2 separate regions of the Homo sapiens genome follow, and region 1 is linked to region 2. A link is a contact called in ENCODE Hi-C or POLR2A ChIA-PET data. All regions are on one chromosome and are shown on one strand. The core of a region is the stretch at or near the end of the contact, and the rest is flanking DNA. Distances in the headings are between cores, read along the strand shown. Region 1 overlaps KCNAB1 (potassium voltage-gated channel subfamily A regulatory beta subunit 1). Region 2 holds the start of LINC02029 (long intergenic non-protein coding RNA 2029).

What was found. Hi-C counts contacts between places; a loop is a spot of excess contacts on that map. ChIA-PET counts read pairs that join two places held with the same protein, here RNA polymerase II (POLR2A). Pooled maps may share reads with other maps.
Region 1: a loop to region 2 is called in a map of HepG2, with 9 times the contacts of the local background. The contact joins the enhancer-like site here to the promoter of LINC02029 in region 2. A Hi-C loop is called at or near these places in 1 of 168 maps with a recorded cell type or tissue (HepG2) and 4 of 50 pooled maps. POLR2A ChIA-PET finds 5 or more read pairs at or near these places in 1 of 52 experiments (BJ).

Annotation. Positions count from the first base shown.
Region 1 is chr3:156,382,584-156,385,283 of GRCh38, forward strand. The region is part of intron 1 of KCNAB1 (potassium voltage-gated channel subfamily A regulatory beta subunit 1); the gene reads left to right. Among named protein-coding and RNA genes, the nearest start is that of KCNAB1-AS1, 63 kb to the right of the region's middle. Within about 2 kb of position 1,324, at least 2 of the 41 ENCODE cell types and tissues checked have a DNase peak (open chromatin) inside an H3K27ac peak, as active enhancers do.
Region 2 is chr3:157,080,398-157,083,097 of GRCh38, forward strand. LINC02029 (long intergenic non-protein coding RNA 2029) reads left to right here and starts at 1,444. Exons shown (of 3, transcript NR_135546.1): 1 at 1,444-2,521. LINC00880 (long intergenic non-protein coding RNA 880) reads right to left here. Exons shown (of 4, transcript NR_034007.1): 4 at 1,270-2,700.

The DNA.
Region 1 (2,700 bases), core at 74-2,573, 700 kb before region 2:
TACCGACTATTTTTTGTCCCACTAGCTTCTGGGAACCAAGTAGAGTTGCATTTTGTGGCCCCCTTGTGGTGAGGTGGGGCCATGGGAACAGTTCTGGCCACTGAGTGGGAAGTAGAAGGGGCAAGTGTCTCTTCCTGACTGGAGCATGGAATTGCCAGACTGAGACTGTCCCAGGTTGTTTTTCCCTCTGGCTTTGCAAGCAACCACTTTGGGATCTCCAAGTGACCACCATAAGCAGAGCACCCTGCCTACCTGCAATGAAAAAGAAGCCTGAGGGCTTGTTACATGTCGCTGAGGTGTGGAGCTTGTTAGCGCAGCCTAACCTAGCTTAGACTGACTGATAACCATCCTCTGGTGATTTGTACACAGTCAGCCTGATGCCAGGCTTTGACAAACTCGGGCTAGATGATCTTTCGGGTGCTTTCTACGTCTGAACTTTGTTGGTTCTGTAAACAGGTTATTAGCTATTAACTTCTGGTAAGATGCTTACTGGCCATCCGATGGGAAAAGCCCTTGTCAGGTCTTTCTGAGAGCTGCTCTTGCAAAATAGGCAGTGTGAAGAGATTAGATTGGGGATGGGGGCAGGGCAGAGCTCTCAGAGAGAGCAGCTATATAGTTGGGAGCAAGGAGTAGGTACATTCCCAAGGGTCAATTCAAGTTGGCCTGAAAGCCAACTTGGCAGCTGGAATTTCTATTTCTACTTTTAACAATTCAACATTTCCTGCCACTAGAATTTGTATATAAATGAATGGGTAATCTGCTTCAGGGGTTTTCATCCTGGGTGAAGATGGTCCCTTAAAATTTTGCTTGCCTGGAAACCCTTTTGTATGAGGCCTAAACTCCTTAGCACTGTAATTTAGGCCACTTCAATCCACTCTTAGGATAAATACCCATCCTGATTTGCCCAGAATTATCCCAGTTTTGCACTGAAAGTCTGGCATCCTAGGAATTCCTCAGTTCTGGGCAAACTGGGACAGTTGGTCACCCTACAGGCCATTTTGTTTCTTTCTAATAACATCACTGTGAAGATAAATTCTCCTCACCCCACCCTGATACTTGGCAAAGTTAGGTTTCAAGCTCTTCCCATGTGCTCTGGCTCAAGTCAGAAAAAAATAAAACCTCAACAGCTTCTGTTCTGCAGAAAGAGGTTTACAGATTTCAATATGCTAGCCAAAAAGAAAAAAATTATTCTCAGCTTGATTCTTTTGCCAGCTTGATAGGCATCGGCAGAGATGGGTGGTTTCCAACAGCGTTTTTCGCCCCTGAGCTGGTTTTGAGCCTCGCAGCTCTGCCACTTGACGGCATCCAGGTTTCCAGACGCTGGCAGGGATGCTACAGTCTGTCACCATCAGGCCTGCTTTGAGTTTTTCTGTTCTGACAGCTAGACAAGATGTCATTTGAAGGGTGTTTAGTACTTGGGTGGTTGTTTTCAGGGTGGGTGAGCCCCAGAGTAGATTTGATTCAGGAAACATTAAATGTTGGAGGCTGGTCTGTATCCTACTTGAAGAGTCAGATTAAAGGGTTGTATAAAATTAGGCACTTTTTATTCTGCAATTAAATAAGTTCACTGCCCTTTTGCTAAAAATGGATAATGGACAACTGAATGGCAGCTTGTTGGAAAATGGTGAAACCCAGAGTGGCTAAAGCTGATACAGCATTTGCTTCACCACCGTCTTTTTACAAGATATTATGAAGTGACTAAGGAGAGTATATTCAACTTTCAGAAAATACTTCTGAGTGAACTCTTTGCCTGAATGTCCTTCTACTCTGCAGCCTAGTAGCCCGATAGTAAAGAATGATTTGCTGAAAAGCCCGATTTTCCCTTTCTTCATCACTCTCTTCCCTCCTTTAGCTCTCAAAAAGTCCTGGGTCTCAGACCAAAGGTTGTTCTAGAAACAACTTGCTCTTGGAGAAATGTACCAAAGGAAAATGGAGTGCAAAAGCAAAAAAAGTCTATTTCTAGGGAGACCAAATTAGGAAGAAATGAGAACATGAGATATGAGTAGAAAGAAAGGAAGGGAAATAAGGACCTTTCTAGAGGCAGGGATGGTTCATGTGGTAGGCAGTCATTAGGTGCCAGGGAATATAGTTGAAGATGTGCTGGGATAGGCTTCTTGTTTCATATATTCACACTGGCACAGGAACCGCATCAGAACTTGTACTATTTCTTCTTTTAGATGAAGTTGGGTCCTCCTCAGAAAACTTCCATTCTGTGAAAACTCCCTTGGAATGGATTCCTCAGAGAGGTTTTGTTCTTCTGGCAGGAGAAGGAGGGCACCTGAAGGGGTAGGGGCACCTGGAAGGTGAAAAAGCATGGGAAGGAGGGTAAAGGCAATGAATATCATTTTTTCTACTTCAGTACCTTTCCAACAGCTGGCCCCATGGGAAGGAAAAGAAAACAAGAAAGAGTAAGAATAAAATTGTTTGGATTGGACTTTTCTCCTAACCAACCTCCTCATGAATTTAATCTCAGTAAGATTTGTGCAAGTAGAGTTTGCCTTAATGTCATTTATTTCTTTAAGACTTTGGCTTTTCCTGCCAATGCCAAAGTGCCAGTCAGAGTACCTTTAGGGCTTTCTAAATCTGGGGCTTTGAGGGAGACATCCGTGTTTGAGAAACATGTGCCCTAAGGAAGCTCAGAGATGAGGATGATGATAAAAGTGCTACTTTGGGAATCTTGTCTGCTCCAATAAGCCACAT
Region 2 (2,700 bases), core at 194-2,693:
TTGTCCATCAAGTCTGTCATGTCTGATTCCAGACTCCTCAGGATATTTGAAAAAAACTAATTTATTTGAATTACATCAATGTCCTTTACTTGCATCTAAAAAATCAAAGTCAAGCTATGCTGATATGTGAGAGAGAATTGAGATGAATGAGGGCTGACTCCCAGTCTCTGCCCCTGTAATTACTTTCTTTGTAAGCCTGAATACCCAATCAGATGGACGCCTTCTGAACACATTTTTTCATATTTATGAAATACCTTTGAACAATGAAATCTGGAAACTCTGGCAACATCTGTGTCCAAATATATCCAAGTGTGTTTATGTTTTTAATTGAAGATCAAACAATTTTAGATGAACTCATCTATGGTATCATAGAAACTGCATATTTTTAGGTAATTCTTGAGAGCATTTTGCAAACTATTAAAGTAACTTGATATCATGCTATATCTTTAAAAGATATTTCTCAGCTGTGAATACTATTGGAATGAAATCGGGACTTTTCAAAAAAGTCTGCAGCATGAAAAGGTTTGCATATGAATTCTGATTCCATTAGAAAACCATTTCTTTTAGGACTGTTTTATCATTCTCTATTGGTTCATGTAATATGATTGGTTTGTTCTTATTCTAATTAAAGATGCAATTTATTAAAGAGTCTTTAACTTCACTAAGGCAAAGTTTAAAAAGCTTCTAATCAGATATTCTTGGTAGGCAGGAGAACTATAACCTTCAAACTCTCTGATGTTGTATGAAGCAGCTCTCATCTCTACACAAAGATTTTCACTTCTGTGATCTGGCCTGGTAAAACATTTATTCCTTTATACTCAGTCCTAGTTTGTTTTAGATCTGGGCCTCTGGGCCCATTAATTTGTATAGGATGATAATTTGTATAGGAAGACAGGTGTGCTGTTTTTCTTCAATCCTTGAGGATATTAGGAAAAACTTTAACCAATTAAGGGATCCCATCACCTGACGTTTCTTTGGGGAAAATGACTTTTGAAGGCATGTGGGGATTGTCAAGGAAATAATTTTCCCTTTAAATTACATGTTTGTACGTAAGAGGAATGCTGAGCAGGATATCAAGAGGCAGTGGTCACTCATGGCACTATTTTCAAAGTTAGTTAAACAAGGAAACCAACTCACATTTCCCCAGTTTAGCTTTTCATTTTTAAAACTTGCTGAATTCAGGTACATCTCGATTGCTCGTGGTAATAAAGGAGACATTAGGCGTGGATAACAAGACCGCAAATGGTGAGTAAAGCAAGACACCAGGTATCATTTCTTTCCTGTTTATTAACATTCACTCCAGGCTGTATACTTTGGTTACCATGGTCGCGTGGTGTCTGATGTCACAGGCCAAACCATATAAAATCACAGAGGCCACAACAGGCAGGAGGAGCGGCCTGGCTTTGTCTGAGTCAGGCAGCCCAGCGTGTGGGATGCCAGGCTGGATGTGCTGGGCCTGACCAGCCGCCCGCTTTCCTCTTCTCTTGCCTCTGCCTGCCCCCTGGTGGACAGCTGGGGTAAAGCATGGGAGTGCGCCTTTGGGGTCTCAGTGGGGCTGAAATACGACTCCTCCCCTAGGACAGCCTGCCTTCCCCAGCCTTGTTCTCCGGCAAAGTCAATTTCCTGGAGAATCGAGGCTCTGCCTCAGATGTTCGGAGCCTCCGCAGGATGAACACCTCCATTTCAATTCCAGGGGCTTTGATCAACCTGTGCCTCCCTTGATCCCCAACTTGTGGGCACCTTCCCTTGAGCAGTGCCCCCACGAGGTACACCTTTCCCGGGAAACAAAAATCATTCCTTCTTTGGGTCCTGCAAGCTGTAAAGAACCAATACAGCACTGTGCTACTGAACATGTTGCCACTATAGAAGCCCCTTGTGTTTTGAAGAGTACATCTCTATAGCCATTCGTTTATTCATCAGAAACCAGCTAGAAGCCAGGCCCTGTGCTGGGCGCTGGAGACATGGAAGAAACTGGGCTGAGGCTCCCGCCTTGAAGAGCTTGTGGCCCAGGGAAGGGACAGTTCATCTGTCATTGATTGCCACGTGACAGTGTCTATGATGCTAAAAAGATGCCAGTGCTGTGCTGCAGGAGCAAAGGCCGTGGAGGAAGAGGCTTTGGCTTTGTTGCGAGTCCTTGCCAGAGCCAGGCAAAGCCAGTCACCGCTTTGTTCAGATGACTCAGGTAAATAAATGAGGCCGCACAGGCTGTCCTGACACCACACACCTCTAGAATACCCTGGCTGTGCTGGGAGCTATTGGTGTCAGCTGAGTATTTTCATCCCTGTCCAAGTCACAATGATCTGACTGTACCAGCCTGTGTGGATGTTGCTAAGAGGAGGCAGACAGCACCATGAGCTCCCTTAGATGACGATCGGCATGATGTTCCTGCTGTGGCAGCGCTCAGCTCTTGCCAATGCTCTTCTCTGCTTTGCTCACTTTAAGCCTCCCTTAATTTTTTTGAAGCCCAGTTTCCACATTGCTGATTCACAGATATGCAAGACTCAGGCAGGAAAAAAAAAAGGTAATTATTTCAAATGACTCAGGCGCCCTCCTTGACTCTGGGATCTCTGTACAGACTTGCACTTTAAAAGCTGAGGGTAATGATGTTGTCATTTGTATAGGAAAGGCTGGAAGAAAAACACATTAGTGTTCTTCCAAACTCTTGACTTTTGGAAAAAATTAGCATAGAGAGGATGGATG